Regions from separate parts of the Homo sapiens genome. Here region 1 is linked to region 2. The links are chromatin contacts, found by Hi-C or POLR2A ChIA-PET in ENCODE. All regions are on one chromosome and are shown on one strand. The core of a region is the stretch at or near the end of the contact, and the rest is flanking DNA. Distances in the headings are between cores, read along the strand shown.

Region 1 (4,897 bases), core at 1,726-4,225, 120 kb after region 2:
CCAGTTCGTCCAGGCCTTGGGCAGCAAAACAGCACTCAGCTGCCTAGGCTGGCTCACAGGTACTGACCAGAGACAGTGCAAGAGAAGAACTGATGGCTGCTGGCCCGGGCTGAGAAGAAAGCTGCCAGCAAAGGGGAGGTCCCCACTGGAGACCACCTGTCCTTGGTGCAGGGGTTGACACTGTTGCTACCTTGTGGGAGAACAAGGTGGCTCAACTGGTGGTGACTGCGCACGACATGGATCCTTTCCAGCAGGCTGTCTTCCCATCTGCCCTGTATCATGAAAGGGGGTTCCCTACTACATCATCAAAGGAACGGCCAGACTGGGACATCTAGTCCACAGGGAGACCTGCACCAGTGTTGCCTGCACACAGGTTAACTTGGAAGACAAATGAGCTCTGGCTAAGCTGGAGGAAGCTACCAGGACCAGTTACAATAATGGGTATGCTAAGATCACTGTCACCGGGGAGGCAATGTCTGGGGTCATAAATCTGAGGCTTGCATTGCCAAGTGGCAAAAGGCAGAGGTCAAAGAACTTGCCACTAAACTGGGTTAAATATATACTGCTGAGTTTCTGTACTTAAAATTCTCCTTCAAAAAAACCAAAAAACCTTAAATTCTTCATTGTGGAGACGCACAGCAGCATAACAATATTATTCCACATCCCAAACCAATAACATTAAGCACCGCAAGGCTGTAAGGAACCACACCCTTCATGAAGCCCACACTGATTCTTGATAGAGGGCTGAGAAGGGTATTTTCTGAGCAGCCACAAGACTGTGCCACCTGGTAAACAAAAGCTGGTGTCAGTTCTTTCTCAGCCCTGAGGATATAAGATAATAATAGTAAATTCTGGGACTTTAAAATGTTTCAGATATAGGGAGAGGTTGTCACTCCAGGCTGTCATCCAGCTAGCAGTCCTCTCTTATTTTACAAATGACAAAATAAGATTCAAGAAGATAAAGATACCTGCCAAGGGTTGGGTACAGTGGCTCATGCCTGCAATCCCAGAACTTTGGGAGGCCAAGACGGACAGATCACTTGAGGACAGGAGTTCAAGACCAGCCTGGCCATCATGGCAAAACCCCATCTCTACTAAAAATACAAAACTTAGCCAGGCATGGTGGAGGACACCTGTAGTCCCAGCTATTCAGGAGGCTGAGGCACGAGAATCTCTTGAACCCAGAAGGCAGAAGTTGCAGTAAGCCGAGATTGCGTCATTACACTCCAGCCTGGGCAACAGAGCCAGACTCTGTCTTTAAAAAAAATACCCGCCAAGGCAACACTGCCAGCTTATGGCACATTACTACCAAGGTCTCCCAAGTCCCTGTTTCAGTGTTTTTTTCCTACTATATCACAAAGTAATTAACTTCAAGTTATTACTTCCTTGTAAATATCTTTATTGGGTGCAATTATACAAAATGTTGAAAGTGTTAGAGCCTTTGGTATAGATTTAACACATTCATTTCTTCTTCCCCAAGACAATGACCACCTATCTCTAGGGAATCCTGGGGACAAATATCATTCTGCCAGAGATGCTATCCCTTATTTGCTTCTCTGCTTTTTTTTTTTTTTGAGACGGAATCTCACTCTGTTGTCCAGGCTGGAGTGAAGTGGCATGATCTCAGCTCACTGCAGCCTCTGCCTCCTAGGTTCAAGCGATTCTCCTGCCTCAGCCTCCTGAGTAGCTGAGAATACAGGTGTGCACCACCACACCCGGGTAACTTTGGTATTTTTAGTAGAGATAGGGTTTCACCATGTTGGCCAGGATGGTCTCGATCTCTTGACTTTCAGTGATCTGCCCATCTCAACCTCCCAAAGTGCTGGGATTATAGGCGTGAGCCACCGCGCCCAGACTGTTTTTGTTATTTTCTTAAAAAGGAGACTCACTCAAACATTTCAAAAGCGATATTCCAGATACAAGAGGGGCTGCTGTTACTATTTTAGCAAAATGAGTCAGCTTAGAAAGATGATCCTTCTCCACACAGTCATTAGTGTTACCATCTTGAAGACAGATTATTAAAACAATAAAAATCCCACTATATCTTGCCATGGCCATTCTACCAAAAAAATTCCATTTCAATAGTATTTTTTTAAGGCTTAACAGACACAATTCATTTCACAAATAAAAAAATGCTTGAGCAAATCATAAAGCTATCCCAACTTTTTAAGTAATCAATTAAATTTAAAGCAGCTTCTGATTTTGCACATTTAAAACCATATTCTAAGAATAATTGTTTAACAGATAAGAACTCACAGATCCTTGAGCTGAATGCTTTATGTTAAAAAAAAAAAACTACTGAAGAAATGGTGTACATTTATATAAAGTACATAAGTCTAAAGTTTCAGAAATCCCATCTCTGTTGTCAAGCACAACTTTCCAGAGGCATCACCAATGATAAAGCAGTTTAACTCTGGAAGCATGTTTTAGCACAAGAGGGCAATCACTAAACACACATCTAGCTGCCTTAACATGTAAATCTGATTTCAAAAAAAAAAGAATATCTTCCTTTAAAGAAAAAAGAGAAGTAAATATGACAAATCAATGGAACATTACTGTTCCTTCAAATCAATGACCTTAGTTGTGCAAAGATCAACTGTCTCTCTTGAAATTATTATTCTCCTTGAGATGCGTACATTTAGTAATAAAATCAATTGTGTTAAGACGCACGAATGTGCAATCAGTTAGGTTCCTGAAAACAATCTTCAGTAATGCATTTGATGCAGTTCAGATACTGAGCTATCTGAGGCAAATGCCAGGACTCCCATTATCGCCAGTCATGAGATGTGCTCATCTATGAAAGATGAAGGTAGGCTGCAAAGGGCAGCCCCTTCAGACAGAAGAATGTCTGGTGATAGCAACTCCTGCCTAATTTTAGAGCCTGACAGGTTTAAAGGAGAATGTTCATAAAAGGGTGTTGAGCTCCCCCTTTTTATCAGAGTTGACAGAGGCCACTTGTGTGGTCTGTGCTACGTGTGCCAAATAAATCTGACAAGGAGCAGAACTGCTCTGAGTCCACAGGCAGCATGCAGAGGAACAAGACATTCCATTACCAAAAGAACTGGACAGTAGGCGGGCAAACTCCGTGCTTCAGTTACCCTGTAACATGAGCATATGAAGAACTTCCTAGGACTTAGAGGGAGGCATTACATGTTTCTGTGCTGTACTAAGGTGAAAAATGCTAGCCTGGCATTAGAAGGTTGTCATCTTGTCTATGTTCCAGGCATTTAACTTTTGGGGAGTAGAGAGGAGTTTAAGAGTCATCTTTGGGCAGAAAATACAGAAGGAAAGTCTATTCCAGACTGCTTTAGTTAGTTTTTCCAAGGATGGCTGGGCATTTTGGTAACACTGGGGATTTAAAAGCTCCCTTAGGATACCTCAATTACAGCAAAGTCAGTCTATTTAAAATCTGTTTTAACTTTTAGTACATTTCTTGAGCACCAACAATGTGCTAAGTGCTATACTGATCATCTCTGCAGAAATTCACCAGCTCTCTAAGGCTCAGCCATCTGTTTTTTGGAATAATACGCCTTTTCCCAGTCTCAAACTGTGAAGCCAAAAGCGAAATAGAAAGTGGAAGTTCTGAATACAAGGAAAGAAGGGCAGTGAAGGAGGCACAGCTGGATCTCGTGCTATGGCACTTTGATGAGTTTATTTGGATTTTAGCAGTAACCTGGTGTTTTGAGGTAGAAAGACACACAGGGCTAGGATGAATAAATCTGACTTGATTGTAGAACATCAAAGCCATCTTCAGTTCCACTGGTCTGATCTCTTTGTAGTTAATGAAGACACACAATCAGACATTTTCATTAAAAGTGAAGGAACCCTGCTACACGCGGAGGCCCAGAGAAAGCAGCGTCTGTTTTGGTACAGGCAGAAACTGCCCTGTAACATGGCTCACTGCAATGGGATTTATGCTGCACATGGAAGGCATATGCTGTGTGTTTTGCTCCTGCATGAGAACCACATGATGAGTCCATCATCAGAGGGTTATGAGTTCTGCATTGTTTGCCTTCAATAAATATTTGTTGAATGAATACAGAATTGCATATTAAATACACACTTTTCTTTTGTTCTCTTCGGCCAGCTCTCTTTTATTGACAATGTGACGTTCAGGCGTTCACTGTGTACTTCTGCAGCGGGTACGGCCGCTCCTTCCGCGGCTGCTGCTTGGTCTTCAGGTTCTCCTCGTGCTTGCTGGGCCAGTGGCGCAGGCGCATGTTTTCTCAGGCCGCAGGTCCAGGGGCTTGTACCTCTTGCCCTTGTAGAATTTCCTGAGGTTTTCTTTGTGTGAGTCTGGTTAATTACGGTGAGAACACGGGCAATGGAATTGTGGATGACACGGATCTTAGAGAGCTTGGAGACCGCGCCGCCTGTCAGTGGCGATGCGCAGCTGGGACAGCTCCACCTTCAGGTCGTCCAGCTGTTTGAGCAGCAACTCTTTCTCCTTCCCGTGAAGGTCCCGAGACTTGATCTTAGCCATTGCTGCACAGGCCGCCCCCGCCGCCTGCTCCGAGGGCTAAATACTCTCTTTTTGACCCTCAAATACCTATACCAGCTTACCTCAGGTCCGGAGCTCAAAGTCATTGTAGCTACCTCTCCCACACCATCTTATCCCTGCCTGCCTGCACAGGGGCCTTGGCTTCCAGGACTCCTGCTTCCAATCTGAGCACCTGTTACCAGATTAATCCATGTAAAACCTCCCTTTTAATCTAAGTCACTCTACTATTCAAAACAGGCAATGCCTCTCCATTCTCTACAAAATGAAGTCCATGTATGTATGTATGTATGTATGTATGTATGTATGTATGTATGTAAAGCAATCCTCATCCTCCTGGCTCAGCCTCCTGAGTAGCCAGGACTTCAGGCATGCACCACCACATGCAGCTAATTTTTT
Region 2 (4,718 bases), core at 1,957-4,456:
CTCAGCCTCCCAAAGTGCTGGGATTACAGGCGTGAGCCACCAAGCCCGACCAACATATCCTATTTGTGTAAAAATAGAAAGACATACGCAATGATTTTCACTTCATGTTAAAGATGAATATATCTTGATAGTGGGATAGAAACTATTTTTACCTTTTTAAAAACAGCTGCATTATTTGTATTCTTATAATGATTTTGGGAAACAATATGGTGATTTTATACCAATGTAAAAAAATTTTAAATATAAACATTTAAAAAAATCCATGAACCCAACAACCAGAATTAACAACCATCAACACTGTCATATTTTCTTTAGATTGTTTCATAATAAAAAATATTCCACACAAAAAATTGAAGACTGCCATGGATTGTTCTCCAGGACCAGTCGCTGCCCATCCACTCCCTATATAGTACATAATTTATATTTCTCTATATTTAAATATTCACTAATTAAAAAATACAATGTAAAATGAAACAGACAATGTAAAATGAAATCCTGGACTAGAAATAACTCAAAGTGTGGGGTTTTTTTTTCAGATTCACACTTAAATTTTTTTCTGATAATTTTGAACACATACAAAAATAGAGAAAATAGTATACAACAAATTCCCATATACCTGTTACCCAGATTCAACAATTATCAAGATTTTGCCACACAGAATTTTGAAATTAAAAGCAAAAGCTGTTATCTACAGTTCAGCTGCAATTTGTTCAGCTAGGAAACAAACACCTTCCAAAGAAGACAGGAAGAACCAAGATCAGCTGTGCTCTTTCTCTGTGCAGGTACTAATTCCTAAAACAGATCCATTTAGGAGTCACAGCAACTCTGAAACCTACATACTATTGTCAGCATTGTTCAGAGTGGAAGATGAAGCTCAGAGGGATGGAGATTCTTCTGTAAGCTTAGCCAGTTGCTTGTCCTTCCAATACTACCCCACAACACCTTCCTTCATGATCCCATCCTAGCCAATTTCAGTGTGCCAGAGTCACTGGAGGTTATTATTCTGTTGAAGAACACAAAGTAAGAAAGTCTCGCTAAAAGTCTGTGTGAATCAATCCCTGGATTCTCTGGGTTGGAGGAGGACCCTGCATTTTTATAGGTAATTTCAGTCAGGAACTTTCGGTTATTTATTTAATTTAGAAAACACCTGATGTAATTTTCCTTGTAAGACTTTTTCTTATAACTACTTAGATAAAAGGGAGAAACATTTTCTCTCTTCCTTTAAAACAATCGAATCGGTGATTCGATATACTCTTCTATTAATTGGAGGGACATTCTCTCGAGGGAGCTCATAATCCCAACTGACCAATGACCATAATTACAAAATGTGATCTCAACTGCAGTTTACAGACTTTCAGATCTATCATGGATATTTCCAAAGCAGTTTTGAAATTTCTTGCCTGCCATGTTGCTTATGTGTTATGCTCACATACTGTAGCAAATGCTTCATAACATTCTTAATTCTTCCTGGAGACTGTTTCAAAATAAGCAGGCATCAGTGCTCTAGTGTGTCAACCGTATTAGTCAGTCTTGTGGTGAAAAGTATGGGACTTTTGTTTCCCATGACACATTTTTATTTAATAGCATAGAATGTAACCATTTAGAGGCAGAAGATGCACCATGATTCAGCTATTTTGAGGGACTGATATGATTAAAGAAACTCAACTATCAAATATTTCCCATTTAAATGTATAAAATTTTGAGGACAGAGAATATCTTAGATTTCAATTAATATTTGTATCCCAAACTCCTGAAGACACACACACACACACACACACACACACACACACACACACACACACAGATTTTTCAGGACAGAACCTCAGAGATATCTGGAATCTGGGATCAGCCAGAGCTCTTCATTTTGCGAATATGGAAACTGAGATCCAATTTTTTGTTTATATTTTCTGTCTCATGTAGTTCTTGTTTGGTTTTCTATTGTCACAAAGAACAATGCCAAGTTATTGTACTCTCACAAGAGGATATTTTCATGCAACAGTCCGTAGAATTAAAAACAAGAAGGAAAAAAAATAGCCACTAAACTTAGTATGAACAGGCAACAATAATTTTTTAAGGCTGCTATAAAACTCAATTGCAGTTTGTAGGCTTGCAAATTCAAAATATCTAACTACCGGAATTAGAGTGAAAAGTCAGGAAGCAACGAAGTTTAGTAAATCAAATTGCGTCCAAAAGTGGGCTTCTAATTCTACTTTTCCATTTATTATTTACAAACAGAATTTTTCACTTTCTGCAAATGTCTTCTGGCTAAATTTTTGGCACTGCCCCTCTTACTGTATTTTGGTTGTGCCTTTCATCTTTGCCTAAAATACAGACCCTCAAAACTATACCACTGTAACCGACATGGTGATAAGACAATTTAGGGGTTGGCAAATTTCTTTTTTGGCAGGGGGATCCCCAAATGGAGAAAACAGGTCCGCGCGACCTTTGATGAGGCAGCTTTTTTGTACCCCCAACTCTGTGAGAACAGTGTGAGAGCACTGACACCAGTCAGGCCCTTTGCTTACAGACCGGGGGCGGGAGTAGGGGGGAAGGAAACTCCCGGCGCTGGCATGACTTCCCCAGGACTGACAAGGGCCCCTAGGAACGGCTTTTCTCCCTTGCAAAACTGGCCTGTTTATTTCGGCTCCAGGGTGCCTGGGGCCAGAGTAGGACCTGCAGGAAAAGATCTGGGAGGAATATTCGCCCAGAAGCCTCTAGGGCATACGACTCGCGTTCTTCAGGGGTCGGCGCGGATAGGAACCGCAGCAAAGGATCCCCTAGACCTCCGAGCTGTGAGCGGCGACACAGCCGGGACCCCAGACCCCGGACCCCAGGGCGCGGAGTTGACCGGAGCCGGGAAGGGAGCGGCGCGGGCAGCGCGGGGCAGCGAGACGCAAGCGCTCGCAGGGGTCGGCGGCCCAGCAGAAGCCGCGCCCGCTAAGTTGCCCGAAGCGGCCGCGAGGTGCGAGGGTGCGGACAGCACCGGAAGGCGGCGGACGCAGCGCCCCCGGGCTCACCTTCTTACCTTTCCTTCCCAGCCCTGCCCGGAGCTTCAGCCCGGCGCCCGCAGAAGTTTCCCGGCGGAGCGCGCTTGACCCGGGTGGCCCGCGCGGAAGCCCTCAGCGTCCCCCTCGTGAGTGCCTCGCCGCCCACCCTGCGGCGCCGGGCGCAGCGTGACCGCAGCGGGCTCCGGAGCGGCGCGGCGGCGCGGGCGGGTGCCGGGCACGGGCGCGCGCCCCGGGGCGCAGCCGGGTGGGCGGGCGCGGCGGCTGCGTCTGGGCCGGGGCAGGCGGTTCGGCCACCGGGGTGCGGGGCTGCGGAGAATCCTAGCGGCCGCTACGGACCGAAGTTTCCAAAGATGCGGTTCCCCGAGTGTACACCGCTCCCGGTTGTAACATACACCTAGTATTCACAGTCACACTAGGCAGGAGCGATGGGCTGGCTGCTGAACCAAGGCAACTGCACGCCTGCTCTCTCACCCCCGCTCCACACACACCGTAAACAAAATGAAGAGGTAAATCACCATAGTGGGGACGGGAATATTAGGGTGTATTGGACAGAGAGAGAGAGAGAGAGAGGTAAATATAGTATTTTTTTTTTTTTTAGAGATGGTGTCTCGCTCTGTCACCCAGGCTGGAGTGCAGTGGTGATCACGGCTCACTGCAATCTCGACCTCCTGGGCCCAGGCATCCTCCTGACTCAGCCTCCTAAAGCTTAGGATTGCAGATGTGAGCCACCGCACCCAACCAATAAATACGGACTGTTGCATGAAAAATAAAATATCTATATTCAAATCAATGAACATCTCTAAAAGCAAATGAGTAAAGGGCATAGACAATCATAAAAGGAAAAAATTTAAAAACACAAATGACAAAAAGCTCATATCAGTAATAACCAAATGCATACAATTTTAAAGCAATGATCAGGTGCATTTTTTCTTCCTTTGCAATTAGCAAAGTTTTGTTTTGTTTTTGTGATGAAACAAATGTGAGGGTTGGTGACGACCAGTAAAACACGCCACTAATTTAAGAATGTCATCTCCTGTCTTCTAGTTCGCTTTCATTTTATATAACCATATTGATAACAGCGACTCCAGGAACAAGAATTTATTGAGCAATCAGTGTCTTTTTTGAGCCCCAGGGTAACCACAAAAACAGTGAATATAGATGGTAAAATTAACTCCCTTTAATTGATGCTGGAACTGAGGATCAAGAAATACACATATTCTTACACCCCAGAAATGGCTAGAAACCAGTTGACTCCTAGGCCTTTGCTCTTTCTCTTCATTGCAGGGATTTACTCAAATGTTGGAAATCCAGTTTGAACTGGATGTAGTCCATAGTGTGTGTGTGTGTGTGTGTGTGTGTGTGTGTGTGTGTATATATATGTATATATATATATATACACACACACACACCTTTAAACTATGGCCAGGGAAGTGAGAAGCCCATGAACTTTGAGGTCAGATGTACTCTGGATTTAGATTTTACTTGTTTAGTGTCCTACATTTTAAAAATTTAAGGATTATATTACTGTTATTTTTAATTTAAAAACTCAGAAGCTGTTACTGTTGCCCTGGATTCTTATGATCTCCCATGATAGAGATTAACAGAGATCACCAAACATAGCAGCAAAGGAAAGTGTATTCAGCTTGTGCGCAAGGGAGTCAGCACCAAGAAAGGCAAAGGAACGGACTGCTCTGAGGATAGTGTGTGGGT

What was found. A loop is a pair of places that touch in the nucleus more often than their neighbours do. ChIA-PET counts read pairs that join two places held with the same protein, here RNA polymerase II (POLR2A). Pooled maps may share reads with other maps.
Region 1: a loop to region 2 is called in a map of Right ventricle myocardium inferior, with 7 times the contacts of the local background. The contact joins the enhancer-like site here to the promoter of POPDC3 in region 2. A Hi-C loop is called at or near these places in 3 of 168 maps with a recorded cell type or tissue (MCF 10A, PC-3 and Right ventricle myocardium inferior), 1 of 37 single-sample maps with no recorded cell type and 3 of 50 pooled maps. POLR2A ChIA-PET finds 5 or more read pairs at or near these places in 2 of 52 experiments (MCF 10A and Panc1).

The regions. Positions count from the first base shown.
Region 1 is chr6:105,298,341-105,303,237 of GRCh38, forward strand. All of the region lies in intron 10 of PREP (prolyl endopeptidase), which reads right to left. It also overlaps the pseudogene RPL7AP35 and the pseudogene RPL35P3. Among named protein-coding and RNA genes, the nearest start is that of PREP-AS1, 22 kb to the left of the region's middle. Within about 2 kb of position 2,976, at least 5 of the 41 ENCODE cell types and tissues checked have a DNase peak (open chromatin) inside an H3K27ac peak, as active enhancers do.
Region 2 is chr6:105,176,808-105,181,525 of GRCh38, forward strand. It overlaps POPDC3 (popeye domain cAMP effector 3), which reads right to left and starts at 3,207. Exons shown (of 4, transcript NM_022361.5): 1 at 3,026-3,207.